Regions from separate parts of the Homo sapiens genome. Here regions 1 and 2 are each linked to region 3. The links are chromatin loops, found by intact Hi-C in ENCODE. Cell type or tissue: PC-3. All regions are shown on one strand.

The links. Hi-C counts contacts between places; a loop is a spot of excess contacts. Peaks named below come from ENCODE experiments on the same cell type or tissue, not always from the same donor. Only the 100,000 strongest peaks of a DNase experiment are listed, where the experiment ranks them.
Region 1: a loop joins it to region 3, with 8 times the contacts of the local background. A loop is called at or near these places in 44 of 110 quality-filtered maps.
Region 2: a loop joins it to region 3, with 23 times the contacts of the local background. A loop is called at or near these places in 97 of 110 quality-filtered maps.

What each region holds. Positions count from the first base shown.
Region 1 is chr5:152,345,490-152,353,489 of GRCh38, reverse strand. All of the region lies in intron 1 of LOC105378237 (a long non-coding RNA gene), which reads right to left. Among named protein-coding and RNA genes, the nearest start is that of NMUR2, 56 kb to the left of the region's middle. RefSeq lists a cis regulatory region at 2,796, enhancers at 2,712-2,881, 7,658-8,000 and a silencer at 3,554-3,653. In PC-3, a CTCF peak has its summit at 3,638 (motif pointing right); a DNase peak (open chromatin) is centred at 3,629.
Region 2 is chr5:152,138,259-152,146,258 of GRCh38, reverse strand. The region is part of intron 1 of LINC01933 (long intergenic non-protein coding RNA 1933); the gene reads right to left. Among named protein-coding and RNA genes, the nearest start is that of LINC01933, 180 kb to the right of the region's middle. In PC-3, CTCF peaks have their summits at 2,987 and 3,194 (motif pointing right); a DNase peak (open chromatin) is centred at 3,228.
Region 3 is chr5:151,820,664-151,828,663 of GRCh38, reverse strand. GLRA1 (glycine receptor alpha 1) reads left to right here. Exons shown (of 9, transcript NM_000171.4): 9 at 5,701-6,151. The coding sequence ends at 5,991. Among named protein-coding and RNA genes, the nearest start is that of G3BP1, 53 kb to the right of the region's middle. RefSeq lists a silencer at 7,362-7,656 and an enhancer at 7,362-7,656. In PC-3, a CTCF peak has its summit at 3,109 (motif pointing left); a DNase peak (open chromatin) is centred at 3,103.

The DNA of each region.
Region 1 (8,000 bases), 520 kb before region 3:
CCTTCCATCCATGAAAAGATATTTATTGAGTTCATACTCTATATTATGTGCTAGGAACACAGCAGGGAAATAGACAGATATAAACCCTACCCTCCCTGTACTCACAACCTAGTAGGGAAATCAGACAAGCAATTTGGATACTGATTAGTTTAGCCTTGTGACTGCTTTTATTCTGACAATATGTTCCATTTTAAGACAAGACTCCTGCCTTATTGCTGGGACTAAGCGTCTTATGTTGGAAACTGGGTACCCTGTTTCTCCCTCACCAGGGGCCATGTCTTATTCTCATAAATTCTCTTGGAAATACTATAGAATCCTGGAACAGTGGCTGGCCCTGCTGAGAGCATTTCCCTTTGTCTACACGAGTTACCCACCAGTCGTGCCAGACTCCAGCTGCACACTACCCCTTTTTTGGAAAAGCAATGAAAATCATGGCCACTTTTGGCTTCACTCTACTCTCTCTGTGCCAGGATCTATACCAACCACTTACTATAAATTACTTTATTTAATTTAAACAACAATGTTATGAGAGCAATACTGTTGTTATACCCTCACTTCACTGGGTTTACCTGGGTCTCTATCTCTGTCCTGATACTTGTCCTGCTAGGCTGAACACACCCTGGTCATCCACTGTTAGGCCCATCTCTGAAGGTCTGTCACACCCAAGGGACAGCTGGGGCCTGGCACTCTCCAGAATCTGCTCTGACAAGGTATCAGGTTGCCTGGGGGCACACCCAGCTCCACTGCAATGATTCCCAAAGCTGAACCAAAGACCACCAGCTGCAGAACCAAGTGAGGTCCTTCCTTAAATGACAAAATGTGTGTATAAAATGAAATACTATTCAGCGATAAAAAGAAATGGGGTACTGAGATATAGGCAAACCTCAAAATATGCTAAGAGAAATAAGCCAGAGGAACTGGACAAATATTGTATGATTCCACTTAGATGAAATATCTGGAATAGGTAGATTCACAAAGACAGAAAGCAGATAAGTGATTGCCAAAGGCAAGGAGGAGAGAGGAATAGGAGTGATTGCTTAATTGATATAGGGTCTCACTTGGGGGTAATAAAACTGTTTTGGGAAACAGACAGCGGTGATGGCTGCACGTGACTGTGAATGTACTAAATGTCACTGAATTGTTTATTTTAAGATAGTTCATTTTAATTTTATGTCATGTTTATCTCAATTTTTAAAAGGGGAGGAGGCAAGAATCTACTGAGTCAAAGTAGTTAGGCCCAGGAATGTCCTTTTGTACAAGCTCCCAGGTGATCTGGTACACACTAAAATTTGAAAAACATGCCTTAAATAAAACCTCCCAGTACAGCTACATAGAAATTGTCATCCAAAGGAATGCAAAAATTAAAAGCTTTTTTTTTTCAAAGCTTGAAGACAAGTCCTAAAGCAAAAGCATGGTTATAACTAGCACAAAGAGCCTAATGGTGAGGTGGCACCACTCAGCTGCCTGGTGCCATTATTTCCAGTTAGCAAGGCCTTCCAAGGGTTTGCCAAGACCACCTGCATGTGCATGTAACACAGTCACTGCAATGGGGGAAATGACGACAGAAAACAGGAGCAAGAGATACATGGTGATATGTGAAGAAGGACAAACCCTAGGCAAGAGGAGGAGGGATATTGACTAATCAATATGACCAAGCAAAGTAATGGTGCAGCTCCTACATAGCTCTGAATTAAAGTAAATGGGAATCAATGGGCTAAAAACCAAGGATTCAATAAAGCCATTAAGTCATGGCAATTCCTTTTGAGGCAAATTCATTCCTTCATGGCTCTGTCCCCTGTTCCTACCAAAAGTCAATACTCTCCTGGCAAGGGATTTGGGGGATGTGGCTCCCAATAAAGACTTTGTCACTATTTCACTCCACCTGTTTATCCCTAGGAGAGGGATTTCTTTGCTTCTGGCTTTTTTCCATCAGTATGTTGGTTTTGCTTCAACCCGTAAGTTAACTGATTTGTGTTTCAAGGGAAACAAAACCTAATCTCATCTGCTGACACCTGACAAGGGGCCAGGTCTCTCAGTGGTTAGTGCTGCTGTTGAAACCTTCCCAGGGAGCTATATCGAGTCACAGTGTGTCCCTCACACATGAACACATTAGCAAGGCACTCTGTGACAGGTGCTATGTTAAGAATATCCTATGTATTGTCCTATTTAACTCTTACCACAACCCCACAAGATTCATTTTATGGATTGGGAAACTGAGTCTTGAATGGTTTAGTAACTCCTAATGTCTCCTGACTCCAAAGCCTGCCTAATGACCACTAGACTCAGCAGTGTCCACATGCCTCCCTAACTAAAACCCTCCAAGTCTCCAGGAAATGAGTGAGTTGCCAATGACCCTTCCAAAGCAGCCACCCACACCCCACAGCAGTTAGAGAGGATTTCTGAGCACATTGGGCACACACAAAATAGTCTCCCAGGTATAAAGTCTTATGTTGAGAGGGGCACTGGCCAACAGACGTCCACAGTTGCTGAGCTCCTTTTTTTTTTTTTTCTGAGATGGAGTCTCGCTCTGTCACCCAGGCTGGAGTGCAGTGGCATGATCTTGGCTCACTGCAACCTCCACCTCCCGGGTTCAAGCAATTCTCCTACCTCAGCCTCCCAAGTAGCTGGGATTACAGGTGCATGTAACAACCACATCTGACTAATTTTTGTGTTTTTAGTAGAGACAGGGTTTCGACATGTTCGCCAGGCTGGTCTCAAACTCCTGCCCACCTCAGCCTCCCAGATGATCTGCCCACCTCAACCTCCCAAAGTGCTGGGATTACAGGCGTGAGCCACCGCACCCAGCCAACAGTCCCTGAGCTCTTATCAGCCAGAACGCTCACCAGCATACAGCCGGGTTAGGAGACAGGAAGAGAATGATTCTGGTGAGTGTGTGCTAAAGACTAACAACTTCGATTTGCTTGAAGGAGAACACACATGCTATGTATTAAGGTAAATGAAAGCTATTGCTTTGGATTCAAAGAACCTGGGCCCTAATTTCCAGCTCTTCCACTTCAGCTATGTGACCTCGGGCAGTTTTGACCTTGCTGAGACTGAATTCTCATTTGCAAATTGGAGGTGTTTATCTTGCACAGTGGTGGCTATGAAGAGTGAATGAGATATTTCACATAAGAGCATTTATCATGTGCCTGGCACAGAGTGAATCTTAAATCGTAGCTGCCATTATTTCCCAAAACCAGATGACTGCTTTGCCAATAAACAACCTACATGCTGCTTTAGACATGCCTGACAAATGTTAGAGCCTGTGTTTACATAGACCGGTGCGCACACAAACCCGGGTGTTCTTTCCTGCTAACCAGTGTGTAGCCTAGTTTACATAGCAGCCTCTCTGAACCTCATAGAGATAACAATATTGGCTACTGCATAAGTGTGTGGTCTGGAATGTTAAAAAGGGAGAGGCCTTCGTGAAAGCCTGCCAATTTTATAGCTTTGATCACCCATTATAATGCTTTCTTTGCCCAGAGTTTTAGACTTCATCATTTTTTCTGTCCCAATACTGCAAAATATGTTGATCAGGAATTAATGCAGTGCAATAGAACTCTGCAGGGCATGCAGCTAGCACCAAAGAAGCCAAGACTTACAGCTCGTGGCACTTGGAGCCACTGGCCACTAGGGGCCGTTGGTAAGCCACAGAAAGCTGGAAGGATGCCTACCTGTCAGGTTTTTAAAAATCACATTTCTTATACAAAAAGCTTTCTGGACTCTCAAAAATCCAGCTCAGGGTCCTTTTGCAGGGAGGGATGGCTTTATTTTCTATAAAGGCTTTAGTCCCATTTCTTTCTGGGACTGAAGAAAAGGGAAGATGAGTCTTAACGAGCTCTGACCTAGTCAGTGAGGCACATGGTTGGTTGGCTGGGGTGGGGTTGGTGGGACTTGTGTGGCAGTATTTGCACAATCCTGAGAGATCCTCCACCTGCAAGAATTCCCCCAATACCCAGTGACTGAAATCTCTTTATGTCTTATTAACACTATGAACTTCTAAAGCCCGGTGATAAATACAGATATTCAGGATGGGACCATGTGTCAGACCACGATTAGATGCGCGATACAGGAAAAGGAGTCAGTGCACACCAAAGAAAAGCATGCAAAGATAGAGCTCCTAAAAGTGGGTTTGAATTCTAGCTTAGCCACTTATTAGCTGTGAAAACTTGGGCAAGTTACTTAATCCCTCTAAGCTTCCATTTCCTTTGAAACCCCTATATCATAGGTTTGTTGCATGGGTTTAAATGAGAATGTATACAAAATTGTACACACATAGAAAGTCTAAGCAATTTTTATTAGTTGTTATTCTTCTTTTGTTGAGTGAAAGTAAGACTGGAATTCAAGGCTAGAGAGCAGACATGCTGTCAGGCAGTTGGGGTTGAGGAAGCAAAATGAGGGTACAAGGAAAGTTTAAAACGGGGATCCCCAAACCCCAGGCCACGGACGGACTGGTACCAGTCCATGACCTGTTAGGAAGTGGGCTGCACAGCAGGAGGTGAGCGGCAGGTGAGCGAGCATTACCGCCTGAGCTCCACCTCTTGTCAGATTAGTGGCAGCATTAGATTCTCATAGAAGTGCAAACCCTATTGTGAACTGAACATGCAAGGGATCTAGGTTGTGAGCTCTTTATGAGAATCTAATGCCTGATGATCTGAGGTGGAACAGTTTCATCCCCAAACCATCCTGACCCTGCCCCTCTATGCCCACCATCCATGGGAAAATTACACAAAACTGGTTCCTGGTGCCAAAAAGGTTGGGGGCCACTGGTTTAAAAGACAGAAGAAAGCCAAAGTAGATGTCTACAGCTCATTGAAGCCCAGATGAAGAAAGTAAAGAAGCCCCTAGATAGGTGTTCACATATTCAGAATTCTTTTATGGTTTGATTGTAAGATGTATACTGGTGCGTGCGTGTGTGTGTGTGTGTGTGTGTGTGTGTGTGAAGTTAGGGGTGTTAAAACTGTAGCTCAACTTTATATCCTAGATGCCAGAGAACTTGTAAAGTCCTCTAGAGCTAGGACACCAGAGGAAAAAAGGAACTAGAAAAATACCAGTTGGTAGACAGAGATCAGGGGAAATGAAGAAGGCTAAAAGACTACACAACTCTGGGTCTCATACCATGAGAAGCAAAGGAAATTAGGGCACACCTGCAGGAGGGCAAGTGGCTTGGGAGGGTACACAAACAGCCCCTGAAGAGAAGGTGAAGAAACATGGATGTTCTACTGGAAAAAGATAAACACAAAGGAAATTTGATCCCTATCTTTGGAGCACTGAAAGACAGTATGGGGAAATAGGAGAGACTGGCTGCCTTATACGTGGCCCCCAAAAGGTAGAGTTAGAATCAATGGGTGTCCAAGAGTTCAGAAATCCCCTAAGGTTATATCTCACCGCGCGCGCGCACGTGTGTGTGTGTGTGTGTGTGTGTGTGTGTGTGTTTAGGTACACACTAAACAAATGTACATCTTTTTGGAAAAAAGGATATTTAAAGCTTTCTTTATCAGATTTTCGTGACCTCAAAAACTTAAGAACTCTTGATATAAATAATAACAGCTAATATTTATCAAGCAATTACTAAGCACCAAGGACTGGGCCAAGTCTTTACATAAGTTATTAAATCCTCACAAGAATCCTCAAGAGGCGGAATAGCTGACTATGAACGCAGGCCTTGGAGCCAGTCTGCTTTAGTTTATATATCAATTCTGTCATTAACTAGCTACATAACCTCTGGCAACTCACTTTCTCACTTCCCTCATTACAAAATGGGGATAATAATAACCACCTCAAAAGGTGTGAGAATTAATTAGTATTAGGGTGGTGCAAAAGTAATTGAGGTTTTTGGTACGGTAATAGCAAAAAATTTTGGTATTGGAATGTCAAAAACTGCAATTACTTTTGTACCAACCTACTATATGTAAAGATTTTGGACAACATCTGACAAATAGTATGCTTCCTAACTACTATCACTTTCTAACTATTAACACTCATTGGTGTGCTGGTCAATGTTTTAAAACAAGCTCTCGAAGAGAAGAAAGAAAAGAGAAACTCTAAGTTGTAATATTCGACAATTTCTGTAGTATAAATATTCCCACCTAGATCCATTTCAAGCTAGCAAAGTGAAATCAACCAGCTCACAAAATTCTTAAACAATTAACAACTGGCTTTCATGAGATAGTACAGGATAGCTCCAGCACACCACTACATTAAAGTTTTTTCTTACTCTCTCTCTTTCTTACTAAGTGCTGGCTGGAAATGGTTCCCTGGTTCCTTGAAGGAGCAGAGTTTATGTAGAACTGAGAGAAGCAATGCTCATTTTCTGTTAGAAGATGCAGGTTAGAGAAAGGAAGTATAAGAGAGTCTGGCAAGAGAACAAAAACCTGTTTGGGTCAAGCAATATTTCTGAAAATGATGGGCATGATCTTTCTTGGGGTAAGAGGGAATTAAACAGCTACCATATACTAAGGGCTTATTACTTGCAAACCTTCATTATTTCATTTAATTCTGACAACAGCCCTTTAAGGTAGATGGTTGTACTTGCCCCAGATTCACAGAGGAGAAAAGGGGGCTCAAAGACATTAGGAAACTCTTCCAGGTGGGACAAGAGCTGAGAGTCAAGCTTAGCTAAGGGCCCAAGCCTGCGTGACCCTAGAGCCTGAAATCATTCCACTTTTCTATATTGCTGCTTAAGCAACAGGGAAATATCCCGGGAAGGCAACTTGGGTTCACCCCCAGTGGAAAGGGGCATCCCCAAAACCCTGGGTAAATTCTATAGGTGGTGCATCAATTTTTACAATCTCTCCAGCAGTCCTGTTCCAGAAAGCCCTTTCATAGATGGGTCCTCCAAGCTTCTCCATGATCAGAAGGCTCCTTAGCCACCCAAATCTCCAAGACCTTTCTACTGCTGCCACCATGGGATTACTCTCCCGGTGCTTCTCTGGGACTACCAGTATCTCATGCCCTTATCCTTCCAGAATCCCTCTCGACAATCAGTTTAGGTACCCAACTTGAGGTCATTTGGGATAGCTGCAATCGTGGAGCCATATAGTCAGGTAGTATAGGAAGACATGCAAAAATGCTGAGCCTTCAACCATCCCTGAAGGCACTCTCTTTCCTCTAGAGAGGCCATACAGGGTGTAATTTGTATGACAGATCCTGCAGTTACATTGCTCAGCTCCAATCATGGCTCTGTATTTGCTAATAATGTGACTTTGGGCAATTTACATAACTTCTATGTGCCCCAGTCTGTTCAAATATGAAATGGATAACAATAGGGTCCTCTTCAAAGCACTATTGTGAGGAATCAATAAAATAACATGTAAAGGGGTATTAAAAGGGGCTTAAATTGATGGTATAAACAAGTTTTACACTCAATAAATGTTAAGCATTATAGCTTGCCCATAGATCCATCTGCCAAATCCATTTTTTAAAAAGGTATTGTCGGGGGGAGGAGCCAAGATGGCCGAATAGGAACAGCTCCAGTCTACAGCTCCCAGCGTGAGCGACGCAGAAGACGGGTGATTTCTGCATTTCCATCTGAGGTACCGGGTTCATCTCACTAGGGAGTGCCAGACAGTGGGCGCAGGCCAGTGTGTGCGCGCACCGTGCGCGAGCCGAAGCAGGGCGAGGCATTGCCTCACCTGGGAAGCGCAAGGGGTCAGGGAGTTCCCTTTCCGAGTCAAAGAAAGGGGTGACGGACGCACCTGGAAAATCGGGTCACTCCCACCCGAATATTGCGCTTTTCAGACCGGCTTAAAAAACGGCGCACCACGAGACTATATCCCACACCTGGCTGAGAGGGTCCTACGCCCACGGAATCTCACTGATTGCTAGCACAGCAGTCTGAGATCAAACTGCCAGGCGGCAACGAGGCTGGGGGAGGGGCGCCCGCCATTGCCCAGGCTTGCTTAGGTAAACAAAGCAGCCAGGAAGCTCGAACTGGGTGGAGCCCACCACAGCTCAAGGAGGCCTGCCTGCCTCTGTAGGCTCCACCTCTGGGGGCAGGG
Region 2 (8,000 bases), 320 kb before region 3:
AAGAGAAAGGGGAGGAGAAATAGGTGGTACAGAGATCCTATGACCAACAAAGCCTACAATATTAGGTATCTGGTCTTTTGCAGAATACATTCGTTGGTCTGTAAGCTATAGTATAAACTTCCTGTGAAATAAACGGGCCATTGAAAACAGAAAAAAAACCCTCATGCGCTGACATGAAAGGAGATCTACTACATATTGTTAAATAAAAAATGCAAGTATCAGAACAGCATGAGTAGTCTGATTACATTTGTGTCAAAATACAGGATGCAAGTTATTTATAATGTATATGCAAATAAAATATCTGAAAGGACACGCAAGAAACTTAACAGTTATTGCCTCTGGGGAAATTAGACTGAAATGAAGGTAGTGATAGGGAGAAAAATCCTTTTATATTTTACTGTATTTTCTTCTCCACTCAGATTTTTACTATAAGCACGTTATGGCTTTCACCACAAAAATGAGCCAGTTGGACAGTACGATCTCCTGGGACACCTTCAGTTCTGAGTCTCTCTAGAATAATAACTTCTAACACTGAGTTACTATTTTTTCCAATTTGCTACTACTATGATAAACACATTCAACTTTTTGCTTCTTTTAATCTTCATAACCACCTCCTGAGGTTATGAACACTTTCTGCCAGATGAGGAGCCTCAGACCCAGAACTGTGATTTTTACCCGAGGATTCGAGGCTCTGTCTCCACTGCCTCAGTTTCAACAGCAACACCATCTGGCCTACCTGAGTGTCTGAGTGAGTCAGAGCGGGTCAGAGTGAGGTTAGCTAAATAAGCAGAAAAGAGCAAAAGATATAACATATGATTTAAAGAAGGCCAGAAAGGTAATATAGCCAAATAATTCTCTTTCTTGAGTCCATTTTAGACTGCTAATGAACAGAAGGCCAGGGTGAGAGGTAAATTTTTCACTTGGAAGTAAAGGAAAAAGGGTAAGTGCTTTTGATCACCCCTCAAATCATATGTAAATGGAGCCTACTCTGTCCATGGGGGAGGCTGTATGACCATGGGTAAACCGAAGGCCCTCTCTGAACCTCACAGCTCTTATTTCTAAAATGGGGAGGTTAGCCTGGATCAGGCAGGGATCATATACTGTTGGGTTACAAAGTGTTTACAAGGCCAAGCTGATCAAGATAATGGATCAGGGTGGAAACTGTAGGGAACTAGAGAATTCTTGACCTATTTAAAGCAGGGCAGAGTCTTTTTTTTACTTATAGATTGCTGCCAAGGGGGAATGCAGACCAGTGTCATCAAATGATCTGGTTTTCAAGAGAAGCCAGAAATTCAAATTTCTAAATGAAAAAAAAAAAATCAAATTTTAAAATTGTGTCATCTCATCCTAACATTGAAAAAAAAAAAAAAAAGAGCACTCTAGTGCCAAAACAAATGCATCCACGCATAGCCTACAGGCCTGCCAATCTGCCTCTAACAGAAAAGGTCATCAGGGACACTTGGAGCTCCAAGTCATTGAGTCCCTGATGCGGGTTGTAAGGGCTGCATTCCCCAAAGGGCAAATTCCATTAAGCTTCCATTTGAAACATCTATCACAACCCTACCTGTTTCCTTTCTCCCAGTTACATCTCCTGCTCACCCCAGCAAATAACAATTGGCAAAATCCAGAAAGTGAAAGTGCCAAGCAAGAGGAGGAATAAAGCATTGACTTCAGCCATCTGTAGCCAGCAACAGGAGATGAAGTACACCCTGAGGAAGTCAAGGCATCCTTTGCTCACATGACTGACTGTCTCTTTCCTGGGGACAATCCCTACAGAAATGGCAGAAAAGTCTCTCTCTCTTTCCCCTCCTGCATTCAAGCAGCCACTTGCCTCCTTTCTTTCCCCTCTGCCAGTATCCTCAGCTTTTTTTCGCCCACACCAGCGATTTCCATGCACGGGAACAACACTCCATCTAGAAGTGACAAGCCCCCACCACCAGCAGACTGTGACGGCCCAGCTTGTTCTTCATTCTGACGTGGCTGCAAGCAACACTAGGCTCCTTGGCGACAACCTCAAGGTGATTGGAATACTGAAAGCCCCAAGATGGGTGTGTTCATGTGCACGTGCACACGTGATAAGAACAGCAATCATTCGAGCTCTTGACAGCCCTCACACTGTAGGAGCAGGAGAAGCAATCCATACAAGGGAAATGGGAAAATAAAAACTGCCATATTCAAGCATCAGCCATGACCCCCTATTGCATGCAGAATAAAGCCAAATTCCTGCATTCAAGGCCACCTACCTCCCAGTAGCTTTTCCAGTCTCATCTTGAACCACACTGTCTCTAGAAAGCTATACATCAGTTACTTAAATATTTTCCCTAAACTCTCCCACCTCCCAGTTTGCTCACTCTAGCTAGAAGGTGCTTCCATTTGGAAAGAGGTAGATTTTTATGTTTAATGAAAAAAAAAAACTTAGGAAATTTTGTTCTAGCAGTTCCATTACAGAACCACCAAAAATAATTTCCAACTAATACCACTAGGCAATCATGGAACTAATGGTAAATATTATTTATTGAGCACCTACTATGTGCCAGATACTATACTGAATGCTTTATCTGCCTTACGTTATTTCACTCTCACAACCACTCTATTAGATGAGAACACAGAGGCACATAAAAGCTTAAAGGATACCCTATCCAATATCACACAGCCAACGCATGGCAAAGCCAGGAGTCAAGCCCAGGACCTCTGTCTCCAGAGCTTTCAGCCTCACCACTGGGATATATTGTCTTTCTATGGGAAGATGCGTATCGAGGAAAGGGAAATGAAACAGGATGGGGTAGTCTGAGTTTTAGTCCCTGCTGGGTCTTTGTCACTTTGGACAGGTCATTTCACCACTCTAAGCCTCTGTTTGGCCCTTCTCTAAAATCAGAGTCTAAATATAAGACCCAAAGGATGCGGTTTGTGATGCCATATACAAGTAATTTCATCCAGATTTATTACAAAAGAGATAAGGGGAAAAAGAATAGCACAACTGAGCTTAAGGGAATAGAATGTTTGGGGAACATAACCAAAATGGGGTGGCAAACAGAGATGTGGATAAGTTAAGCCACGGAATGATCTAAAAGTACACTTCTCTGAGACAGCCTTTGGAGAGGCCTGTTGTGACTGAAGGGACCCTGGGTACTCTACTCAGAAGGTTTAACTCCAGGCTGAAGCTCTCAGCCCCTGGGTGAGGGTCCAGATAAGCATCACTGCAGATTCTCCAGTGTCCAGCAGAGGGCACCCACGTCCACCTACTCAGCTGCTCAGAGAGACTTGGCAATCTGGCTTCAGACATCCCCTTACAAGTTACTTGTCTATCCTGCCTTGTTTCCCCTGATCCATTTACCAATGGGACTGGAATAAACCAAGGTATGGGAATAGGCCATTTAGAAGCTAAATTTGCTCCTATATGCCTCTGAATTTCCAAGAAACATGTTTAAAAGATGACGAGGCTGTGCAGCGGTCCCGTTCCTCCCCTGCCATTCTTCTTTGTTCCTCGGCCTCTCCAAGCAGAGTCCAGGAGATAAGAGAATCTGCCTGGCTGGCACTCTTGCTGCAGCTTCTCTGGTTACTCTCGGGGGATTCCTGATTTTGTTGAGAAGGGTTTCTCTTTATCAAATCACAGGCCTCCTCCGAAATGGCCCAAGAGACCATCACCGCCTGCCGGGTGCTGAAATATGTTATCATTAGGCTCAACATGCTATTTAGTTAATTAAATGTCATGCTTTTGATGGCATTAATTAGACCCGCTGCCGATTCCTCAGAAAACAAAACCAAACAAACATAAAAAAATCACTCCTAACCCAGGGAGACTCAATGGAGCCAAAGTGAGATCTTCCTAAATCCCTCTCTCCTCCCAGGACAAAATTAGTCCACATGGATCTTTGAACAGCTCAATGAGCTTCATGATGTCATTTTTCCTTTGAGGGATGATGTTATTAATGTTCCTGGTATTTTAGAGCAGTTAATGTTTTTATTAATAATGACATAATTGTCCTTTATAGGAATGTAATATTTTAGAGGTTGCTATGGACTGAATTGTGTCCCCCTCCAAAAAATTTATATTCATAAGAGTCATGTATAAACAGGTAGCCACATATCCAGAGATCTAAGAATTACAATGATGACAAAGGGTCAAGGTGGACAAATAGTCAGATGTGTCCAGGCACTACCAGGAAAACAGCAACATAAGGCAGGCCCAAGATTGACGGCATAAGTCATCAAGTTCCAAGATACAGACATAGGCAGCAGGATCTAGTAGAAAGGCTATTGAATGAGTGACCAAAGGCCTGTCTCTTATTACTGGTGATCTTCAGCAAATCATTTAGTATCTCTGGACTTGGTTTCCTCAGCTTCAATTGAAAAGAATGGACAAGACAATCCCTAAAAGTTCAACCTCCAAATCCTGATACCAGGGGTCAAAAGTAAGGCAGAGGCAAACTTCTAAGAGTCTGGGCTACTAAGAATTTTGCAAAGCAGAACCAGTGTCCAGATGTGGAGAGCCACAGTAGACAGGCTTATGATAGTTTAATGGGGGACACTTTTGAGAGTTAAGCAGGAGCAAGTCATACTTCATCAGTGATAATATGTATAAATGGACACCACCTCAGCAAACCAGTTCATGCGGCCTCTAGCTTATGGGAGATGGACATCTCAGAACCTCAGACTGTGCCTCATGCCCCACAGTTCTCCATCTGCCCAGCATGTCCTGATAGCACTGTCCTGCTTAGCGGATTCATCCTATCTTGGCTTGGCTTGTGTCCCAACACAGAGGTCCACTTGGGGCCAGGCTGGGGGTTTTCAGAACAGTCTAAATCCTCAGCAGATTCCTTAGGTTAAATGAGAGGGATAGGCAGATTCAGCAGGCAGAGGCTGAGCCATTCTGAGATATGGCCAAGTTACAAGAAAAAGTATATTCAGGCTGGGCACAGTGGCTCACACCTGTAACCCCAGCACTTTGGGAGGTCAAGGTGGGTGGATCATTTAAGGTCAGGAGTTCAAGACCAGCCTGGTTGACATGGTGAAACCCTGTTTCTATCCAAAAATACAAAAATTAGCCAGGCATCATGGCGAAGGTCTGTAGTCCCAGCTACTCAAGAGGCTGAGGCACAAGAATTGCTTGAACCTGGGAGGTGAAGGTCACAGTGAGCTGAGATCCCACCACTGCACCCCTTGGGCAACAGAGTGAGACCCTGTCTCAAAAAATTAAAAGTATATTCAACTAGGACCCAGGAAATCTGAGTTGTAACACTAGATAGGTCATTGAATTTACGTGTATCTTTGTGAAAGTCACTTAATTTTTCTGAGCCTCAATTTTATCCCCTATACAATCGAGGGAGAAGCCTGGTTGTTGTCTGGAATTTTCTGCCCTAATATCATAGCGTATTACACTTTTTATAAACGTGGCACTTTACCTTGGCAATCTGAAGTAGAAACAGAAGTGAGGTTTTAGATTTTCAGCTTCTCCTTCAGACAGTGAACTCTCTAAAAGCTCTAACCATGTCCATTGCACTAGTTCTAGATATAGTGAATGTTAGGAATGATGATGGCTACTGTGAGGAGGAGGTCACCACAGTAGAGTTGACAACACCTTAAATAGCTCACATGTATACCACAGCATTTTAAATTCTGTTTGGATGATCAAAGGTAAAATGATATTTGCGTTACTCACCAGTCCTGATAATATCATTGAGCACCTAGATCCAGCCATGCCTGTAGTTAACATACTCCCTATTTTCCAGTTACATGAATTAGTCACTTTCCCCTTTTATCTTTCATGGGTTGAAAAGTTCTCTGTCCTGACTAATCCTGTTGCATTCCATTTCTATCATTTGTAACTGAAAGAGGCCTCAGAATATACAAGACATCAAGAAAGTAAGATTGCCACATATAATACATAATACAAAGCTAGATTTAGATGTCTCTGCAGGTTTTCTTTTGTATAGGTCAAGAGTCAGAAGGGGGAAATTTTAGAACCAAGATCATGCTGATGTCAAGAATCTGCCAGATTAAGTTGCAGAACTGTTTGTTGAAATGCCCTTTTACCCAGTCATGCTGAGCATTTTAAACAGTCTGCAGTTTGGTCCTCAGAAACTTAGCTACCTAAAGAGAAGTATCTATCTCTTATGATGGCACAGTGTTAGTAAAGTAGACAAACACTCCAAAAAGATGTGCCGATGAGCTGTATGTAATATATACTTGAGGACAGTGACAGCCACTTATTGAAGACCTATTGTGTGCTAGGAATGTCCTGGTGGCCATTCCCACAATAATCCTGGGTATTTGATATAATTATCCCCATATCATTAACACTGATGTTCAAGATCACAGAGATTAAGTGACTTTTCCAAAAAGAGTCAGTGGTTCAAAGCTTGGTCTCCCAAGTTCAAGCCCAGTGTTCCTTCCACCATGCCACAGTAGCTTTCTATCCACAGAATGAAGGGGGGTCAGTAAGATACTAATAGCACCAAAAGAGGGGTAAATAAAAACAGCCCAGCCTTGAAGGTGGAGGTGCTTCAAAAGGAAGCACCTGTTTCCAAAGGGTCAGAGCCTGTGGTAAGGAAAGGCATGAGACAAGCTGTGTTCACTTCCTGACAATCCTGCAAATCCTTTCCTAAACTCATCATTATCTTTCTTTGCTCTTCCATCTCCATGTAACCCCCAAAATCAGTCTCAAAGTCATAAAGCTGGTAAGTATCAGAGGCAATATTGGAACTCACTCCTGTCTTGCTCCAGAGCCCAGGCTCTTAACAATCACCTCAGGATTTCCCAAACATCATCACTCCTACATCATTTCTGGACTTTTCCATGCCCTCGACCACCTGCATTGTTATTTACTTAGTACTTTAATTTAAAATGATACATTTCCATTTAAAATTACTTAAAGAGGAAACCTCACATTACTATACAAATGGAAAAATTATATCACTTGCCATAAATAGAAGGAAACCTCAAAATAAATACAAGAACAAGCCAAAGTTATTAAATTTAAGAGACACTGTTACTTGATGATGTCTCTGAACCAAAAACTTGCATTTTTTGCTTAAAAAAAAAGGTTGAGAGGAATATTGAGGCTTTAAAAAATATATTAGCGCACACATGAGTCTTTCTCCCTGACATAATCAGATGAATTAAAAGAGAATTGAAAAGAAAATAACTTTTCTCACAACACAATTCTACATCATTTAATACCAAGTCTATATGCTACCCAGAATCCCGGTGGAAGTGCCAGCAGGCAGACACGCGCTTTACTTTCGGTCACCCTGCCTTAGTGTTCATCCTGGCTCACATGCAGCTGCCCCTTCCCCATCTCTGTGCCTTTGCCTCTGCTGTCAGCCTCACCATCCTTCCCTTTCTTCTAGCAAATCCCATCTCCCCTTCGTGCAGCCTTCCTGAAATGTTTAATCCTAACATGCTGCTTTGCTTCTGTACCACACATTTAGGAAATGTGCTATTTATTGTCCTTAGTGCTAACGTAACCATCTCATGTGCAGATTTCATCTTGCTTTGATAAGCTTGATACTCAAACAAGCAAAGTGACTGTCCCAATTAATCAGCTTCCGTATCTGAAAAGTAAACTGCAAAACATCTAACATCCATTCTAGCTCTCATGGTGGCTTCATGTATTTTAGAACTGGAACTATCTTACAATCATCTGATCCATTCCCTTATTCTACAGATGAGAAGGCTCAAGCTTTAAAGTGGTGTACTCAAGGTTTAACCCCTAGAAGCTGATGACACAACTGGAGTCTGAACCCAAAAACTCTCGGTGGGCAGACATGTTTTTCTTCTATATTTTTCTCTATGATAAGGACCTAAGAGGTCTATGGCCATACCACCCTGAACGTGCCCTGTCTTGTCTGATAAGGACCTAAGAGCACTTAATAAATACAACTCAGAATTGAAACATTCAACAACAAATCCCCATGTTCCTAGTTCAGTTGTTGAAAAATTCCACTGAAGAAAGACTCTTCCAGGAAACATATGCAGGGAAGAGCTTCATTTTTGCAAAC
Region 3 (8,000 bases):
TGATTAACTAAAAGCTGATGGGGTCAAGAAAATAACTAACTATAAACCTAAAAGATTGGGAGGTGTCCACTGGCTTTTTTCTGCAAGACTGCATTGTTTTAATAGGCTTGATTCCAGAAGACAATTGCACCACAAAAGGTGAGATCTTAACGTAGAATGCCCAGGTTCAGGCCTTTGCTTCCTGCCTCTAGGAAAGAGGCAACAAGCAAGATCTCTGCCAGAGTGGGTTCTCTCTCCATATGAGGGATTGAATAAAGGAATATTTGACAGGGCACCTCTGAGAAGTTACCAACCTCTGTTCACGAGGTTGTGCACTGACCAAAGAATGCCAATGGGGAGCATGCAGCCTGCTGGAGCAAACTGCTCCATACCGTGGGTCCATAACTAGTTCCCCAGAAGATCCAACCACCCTAGCTTTTTTCTTAGTTCTTCAAACATACACACAGGATTTTAAATATCTTGTTCTCTTTCCCTGTACTGCTCTTCCAGTGCACTGTGTGTCCTAGCAAATGCCACGTTCTACTTGAACTTAATTTCTAAACTTCTAAAAATGTATCCTGATTTAAAAGCATAAATTCAATGATGTGATTTTTTTAAAGCCGATCTCTTCCACCAAATCGCAAGCTCCATAAAGGCAGAGACCGTGTTTGGTTTTGCTCTGTGCTATATCCCTGGTGCCTAACACAATGCCTAACATATAGTGAGCATGCAATAAGTATTTGTTAAACAAATGAACAAAGGGATAAACAAAAGATTAGGTTGGTGCAAAAATAATTGCAGTTTTTGCCATTAAAAGCAATAAAGAAGAAGCCTTCAGACAGAGAGTCTGAAGTTTTTCCACTGACAGATTAGGGCAACCAGGGACCCACACATTATGACCTGTCATAGTGTTGCAGGTCACAGTACATACCTGCAATATGCCAGGTCCTACAAGCTTTAGACTGACCTATTTAAAATCGTTGTCTATTAATCAGTAAAGCTCAAAAATAAAATAAAACAAAACAAAATAGTTGTCTGCCCAGGCGCAATGTGCTGTGACAAAGGACCCTGCCTCTTTAGTTTTCTTTAGTATGAGACTTTGAGCTAGCCTACTTGGGCCCAGGTTCTTCATGTGCAAAATGCGTATAAAGGGAAATTCTGGTGAGAATTAAATCAGAGGATGCCAAAGTAGCTTTAAGTTTTGTTCCTGCCGCACAAGTGCCAAGGATTAAAATGATTACATATACACACATTTCCATCAGTATGTTTCTTAAACATCAGCAATCTGATTCAATTAACTTCTGGCAGTTTACCACAGGGAGGAGGCCGACGTTCCAATACAGAAGATGTCCATGGGAATTAAGATATCACCATCCTTCTAAACTACATTGAAGGAGGAAATTGTCTTGGGTTCAGCAAGCCAGATAGAACTTCTTAAATGACCCCTAGTTTTAGTTACTCTATATTGTCCATTTAATACCTAGCCTCTGATGCTTTAAAAAAAAAAAAAAAAGTCTATTTAAGCAACTGGCATGATGGCTTGTGCCTATAATCCCAACTACTAGGAAGACTGAGGTGAGAGGATTGCTTTAGCCCAGGAGTTCCAGACCAATGTGGGCAACATAGTGACTTTGTCTCAAAAAAAAAAAAAAAAACAGAAAGAAAGAAAGAAACTGACCAAACGTAAGTATCTCTAAGATTTTATTTTTCCATTTTCCCTATACACTAGCTGCTTTTTGTAATTTCATCTGCTAGAGACATTTGTTAAAAACACTGATTTGAAAAGATCATGTCCAAGATATTTTACTAGCACCAGCCCCTTTGATTGAGCACTGCACAGCTCCAGTAGATGCTGTTTGTATGGACTAAAATGGGAATGGAGCCTCCTGAAGATATGTAGTATGGTGGGCCTATGGTACTTTCAAAGGCTGCTTCTACGCTCCCTAAGTATCTACCAGTTTGACACACTAAAAGAAAACAAACACTATCTCTGGCCAGATAAAGTGTGAATAAGGCCACTAGCTAGATTTGATCAGATTCTCCTGCTCTGTTCCCTCCTTTGAAGATACCTCAGCAATCACCCTATCCACTCCTTCCATGCAACTGATGAGAGAGACCCACAATAGCAAGGCCAAGTCACCGGTATCATGAGGCACTGATGGCAAAGGCAGGAGAGGTGCTAAAAAACCCGAGGTTCTTCTCCAAACATTAACCATACCACCATGAGTTCTTATCTGTTCATCAGTGTGTCCATCCTGAAGCAGATAAAAATTGTCCTGCATTTATTAGATCTTAAATAAAAACTAAGCCTCATCCCATGGCGAAGGTCAAAAACTAGTAGCCGGAAGGCCAGATTTGGTGTGCAAATATCTGTACTTTGGCCTGGAGTGTTTTTAAAATCTGGACTTAAGGGGTCAGCATTTAAAAACCACACTTCTGGCTTCACTAGAAAAAAAATCACAGCATCCAGCCACACTGAATGTGCTTCCCATAAGGTATTGGTGCACTGGAACTGCCTTTAGGTAGGGAATGCATTTTCCAGTTAATACCATCCCTTCTAACCAGGGATATTTTTCAGCCCCAACTCACTTTACCACTCACATTTCTCCTGCCTGCCTCCTTCTATGCATTTGAATTAACGTAATCTCATTCATAAGGGCTCTTAAGTTGGCCCAAATGTCAGAAATTACAATGATGCAGAAGTGAGCTCACCATAAAGAATAGTTTCCTTAGAGTAAGCCGCTCTGGAAGTGATTTGTACCCTAGAGGTGTACAAGCTTCTTCTGCAGAAACTCTCTTTAACAGGAAGTTTGCAGAAGGGATTTTAAGTCCCAGATGGTGAGTGGAGAGGAACTAGCTACATGCCTGAATTTCTCAGAGCCTGTGATCTTGGACAGCTTTCCCAACTCCCACCATCTTCCCATGTTGCCTCATTTGTTGTGCACAAAGCATCTGGTTCTCGAATTCTCTGGCCAGCCTCCTTAGGCAAATTATCAGGAAACCATATCTGTGAGCACCAGACTCAGCAGGCATACTACTAGCAACTTCCCTGAGCTCCAGAGTACACTACCAGATTTCCCCTGCTCCAGCTCTAAGCAGCTCCAGATGCAGTTGGGCATGCATTTCCTGCCACCTGCTGGTTCCAATAAGAATAGCAAGCCTTTTACCAGTCATTCCTAGGGAATTTTTCTCCCAGACACAATATGAAATTGATAATCCTCTAGCTAGATGGGGCCTTCAATCCAAACCTCTACTCCTCCTACTCCCATGTTTAACAGATGAGAAAGGCAAAGAATAATTCACCCAAAGCAGCATAAAAAGTTAATTTGGTGCTTCCCCCTACGTAACTAGGTCCCAGTTTAAAATAAAAAATAAAAATAAAAATAGAACAACACCCCAGCTCCAGCAAGGGGAGATTTTCATTGAAATGCAATAGAGTCAGACTTAGACCCCCTTCTAAGTACTAGGTCCAGCAATTTGGCTGGCTCTCCCCAACTCCTCTCCTTGGCCCTGGCATTGAATCTTCTACTGTTGCCCTATTCATAGACAAGTACTTACTGAGCACCTGTTTGCCAGGCACTGTAGGTGGCACATCCTCTTCCTCCTCACTTTTGCAATGAAGATGTTGGACAAGATTCATTCATTTTCCAAGGATTTCTTCAGCATTTACCATATGTCTCAAACCCTTCTGGTGCTAAAAATACAACTCCATTTAAACAAACAACAACAACAAAAAAGGACACTAAAGCTGGTGAAGATATACAAGTAAACATTTGTTCAACAAACATATACCAAGTTTTGAGCTTATGAACCAGGGACTATGTTCATATGTTCAGTGTTGAGAGTGCAGTGAACATGACAGACTTTGCACGGAGCTTATAATCTAGTAAGAGACAGACGCTAATCAAGAAATTACCATACAATGTGATAAGAGCTTTAAAAAAAGACGGAGATATATACAGAGAGCTTATGGAGCACACAGCAGGAGCGGCTAGCCTATACTTGGGAGCTCAGAGAAGGCTTCTAAGGAAGAATTAGGTGAAAGAGGAGTTGGAGACAAGAGATGGGGTTCAGAGTGTGTTCTAGGCAGGGAGAACAACTTGCACAAAGGCCCAGAGTTCAAGAAAAGAACCATGACATTTTCAAATATAAGGAAATATTTCAGTGACTAAAGCATAGAACACCAGATAGAAATGGCACAAGATGAGACTGCAAAAGCAGGCAGGGTCCAGGTTCTAAGGCCTTGTTTATCATGTTCAGGATTTTAATTAACCTGAAGTCAGTGGCAGCCTATTAAAAGGTTCTAAGCAAAAGATGACCAAGATCTGTGTTATAACGACTCAGATGGGTTGGGTGGTGGGGGCAGATTGGAGGCTGTTGCAATGGTGGGCTGGACACAGTGGCTCACACCTGTAATCCCAGAACTTTGTGAAGCCGAGGCAGGAGGATCTCGAGGCCAGGAGTTCAAGACCAGACTGGGCAACATAGCGAGACCCCCATCTCTACAAACAAGATAAAACAAAACAAACAAATCAGAAGGTGGCCTACCCTACAGGAGAGATGGAGAGGCACCAGTGAATCCTATACTGAGTTTTTCTCTGTTGGCCCGGTCCTGCACAGGAACAAGCAGAAGACGGTGTTCTTTTCCTGAAAGCATTATCTAGTTGGGCAATGTGAGCTGATAAAACTTCCCAATGCCAACATTGAATCAACAGCTGAGACCAAAACATTAGACTCTCAATTCCTCCTCAGAGCTCACATGCAACGATAACAAAGCTGGACATGAGGAGAGCAGACAATAGTGCCTCCATGATTCAGACCAGGGCAAGACCACCATGACCTGGGAAAGAGATGAACTAGAAGGATCAGGGCAGCAGGCATTTTGGTAGTGAGCATAAGGAAGGGACGTGAGAAGGCACAAGAGAAAATGTACAAACCTGGAGGGCTGCAAAGTATCTGGTGGGGGAGAAGGAAAGCCTGGAAAGGTAAGTTGGAGCCAAATGATGAAGGGTCTTGAATGAAAACTTAGTAAAAATCCAGAGGTCTGTCTGAAGTTACAACTGCCAGGGATGTGGGAACGTAGAGGCAGGAAGAAGCTGTGGCTTCCCTGGCTTGTAGAACGGAAGTGAGGCCCAGAGCTCCTGCTCCATCCTGGCCCATAGCCATCCCCCTTACCACCCACTCCTGGGAGTTATTAACTGGGGAATGGGATGGGGAAGAGGGCAAGGAAGCAACAGAGGCAAAGCAGGGGATCTGTCCAAATTGTCCTCTGAATTTCTAACTAAAACCCAGTACAACCTTGAATATGTTCTCAATTATAACCTCTGATGGTCAAAAGAAACTTGTGGAGTAGTGGGGAGAATCTTATCCCCCAGGTAGAAGAAAAAATGAAATAAAAATCCCCGAGACTCACAGAAGGAAATTACTTGCCTATGGTCATACAACCAGCAATTGATAGAGCTGGGACTTGAACACAGGTCTCCAGACTCTAAACCACATTCCTATCCCCTGTTTTGCATCTGTTTCAGCAGGCAAGTGGCGCCCCTCTATAAGGCAGAACTCCCCAGCCAGCCAAAAAGCCTCCAGAAACCTAGAGTGATGCAGTCTGGAAAGCAGGGAGAACCAGATAGGCATGGCCTGGCCCCCAAGGGAGTGCCTTGCAGGGAGGGTGCCTAGCCCCTGTCTTATTTTAAGTAGAGCCCCATGTTGAATCTATTCCAGGAGGATGAAGCTGGAGAAGGCCGCTTTAACTTCTCTGCCTATGGGATGGGCCCAGCCTGTCTACAGGCCAAGGATGGCATCTCAGTCAAGGGCGCCAACAACAGTAACACCACCAACCCCCCTCCTGCACCATCTAAGTCCCCAGAGGAGATGCGAAAACTCTTCATCCAGAGGGCCAAGAAGATCGACAAAATATCCCGCATTGGCTTCCCCATGGCCTTCCTCATTTTCAACATGTTCTACTGGATCATCTACAAGATTGTCCGTAGAGAGGACGTCCACAACCAGTGAAGGGTCTGAAAGGTTGGGGGAGGCTGGGAGAGGGGAACGTGGGAATAGCACAGGAATCTGAGAGACTAAGGAAGAGAAGGGGAACGGAGGGAGGGGGCACACTTACACAACTCTCTCTGCAATATGTGCAATAGCAAAATGCAGTGATGCATGAATTTTACAATGTGGCACTATTTAACCTCAGATGGGCTGTGGGCGGGGGGTCAGGAGGGACTTTTCTAATACAGCAACTGAGGGCTGGGAGGAAAGGAGGGGGTAAGGGCAGGGGGTGGGGGATTGGGGAAATAATAGCTTTCAAAAATCTGTCCATGGGCTGTGCAGTTTTCCTGTTTGGAAGGAGAGCGCAGTCTGCCCCAGAGCAGAAAGAAAGTAATGTAATATATGATATATATTCATGCTTAATATTAATGCAAAACCCCAAAAACAAAAGATTTGTTTCTTAACCTATCAGCCTAGTAACTGCTTAAATTTTTAAAGTCACGGAAGTAACGGACAATTTTTCCCAGAGTGGAAACAGTCACAAATAAGCTTGCTCTGGTGTATGTCCCATATCATACCCCTCCAAACGCCATACCTGTCTTCAAACTGACCCAGGCGGACACATGCCAAAAAGCCATTTTGCCTCTGCTTCAAGAGGGCTGTGTGGTATGGGAATGGGTAGTGGAAATGGGGACAGGTAGAGAGACGAGAAGGGAGTGACTAAAGAGACGGACATTTCAGAGGCCAAGGATTGAGAATGTAGGTAACCCCAGCTCAACCCTCACATCTCAAGGCTGAGGACCACAATTGCCCCTCTCTGAGCCCTCTTGCTTCTGTGCTTCAACAACGCCCCACTCACCCTTCACCAGCACCCAGAAATGGCCAATGTGGTTTTCTCATTATATTGCCAATATGCAATCTTTTTTATGGTTAAAAAAAGTAATAATCTTGAAAGATAATATGCAGATAGACTGAGTGTAAACAGGTACTTTTTTCAAATGACTATTTTTTTGGAGAGTCTCTTTGGAACTGCAACTGAGTGCATGTTTGGGAAGGTGGGGTCAGTGGTGTGAAATATATTTATTATCTAGTGGTTCTACAGAGTAAAGTTTTAAGAGGTGAAAGGGCAGTGTTGAGTCTACTGCCGATTAGGTATAAATGGGTGGAGAGAGATGGTAATGTGGTAATGTTTAGAAAATGTTTGTTATATTTTGACATATCATATATCATAATGTGCAAAGTTTGGGGGGCTGACCCCGTTATATTTTTGTAAGTCTGTTTTTTTTCCTTTTAGGTGCTTTAACATTTAGGAAAGTTAGACAAGTATTTCTCTTTCCTTTTAATTCTGAAGTGCCAGAATTGTCCTGGGACAGGTAGGGCACTCCAGAAAAAAAGAAGGACCAGCAGACGAATTTAGTTTGGGGGTGGGGTGGGTGGGCATGGTCCTACTGACAGAAATGGATATCACAGATGGGAGGTCTGCAAGGTGGAGACAGCAGGCCTCTCTGTCCAATGTCAACAGCACTATGCCTGAAATAATGGCACCATTGTCTGAAGCATTTTCCCTGCTTTGGCCCATGGCCAGAGTACTGGGGTTCCATTTCTTTCTTTGCACTTTAGTGTCTGAGCTTTGGATCAAAGGTGTATGTAGAATGTTGAGATAGCTGACAATCAGTTTGTACTGAGGCCTGGGGTTTCACATGTGTCTTTTAAAAATCTCCAACTTAAGGCAGGATGGAGGAGGAGTGGTAAGCAGAGAAGAGACACTGGAAGCCTAACTTTTCCCTAAAGCACCTTCCCATAGAGGATTTTCTCCCATTCCCACAGCACAATAACTAATACAGGCCTAAAGTAGCAGGTCATGGCAAAGATCTAAAGAGATTTACATAAGGAAAATGCACTATGCAGCCAAAAAAGGGTTTGGCTTTGAGGCTTGAATGGTAAAGGTGTTTACATCCAGGTCCGGGGAAAATAAATTATTGCCTTCCCTTCTCTTGGCCTGTGTAGACCAAAAAGCTAAACTGTATTAC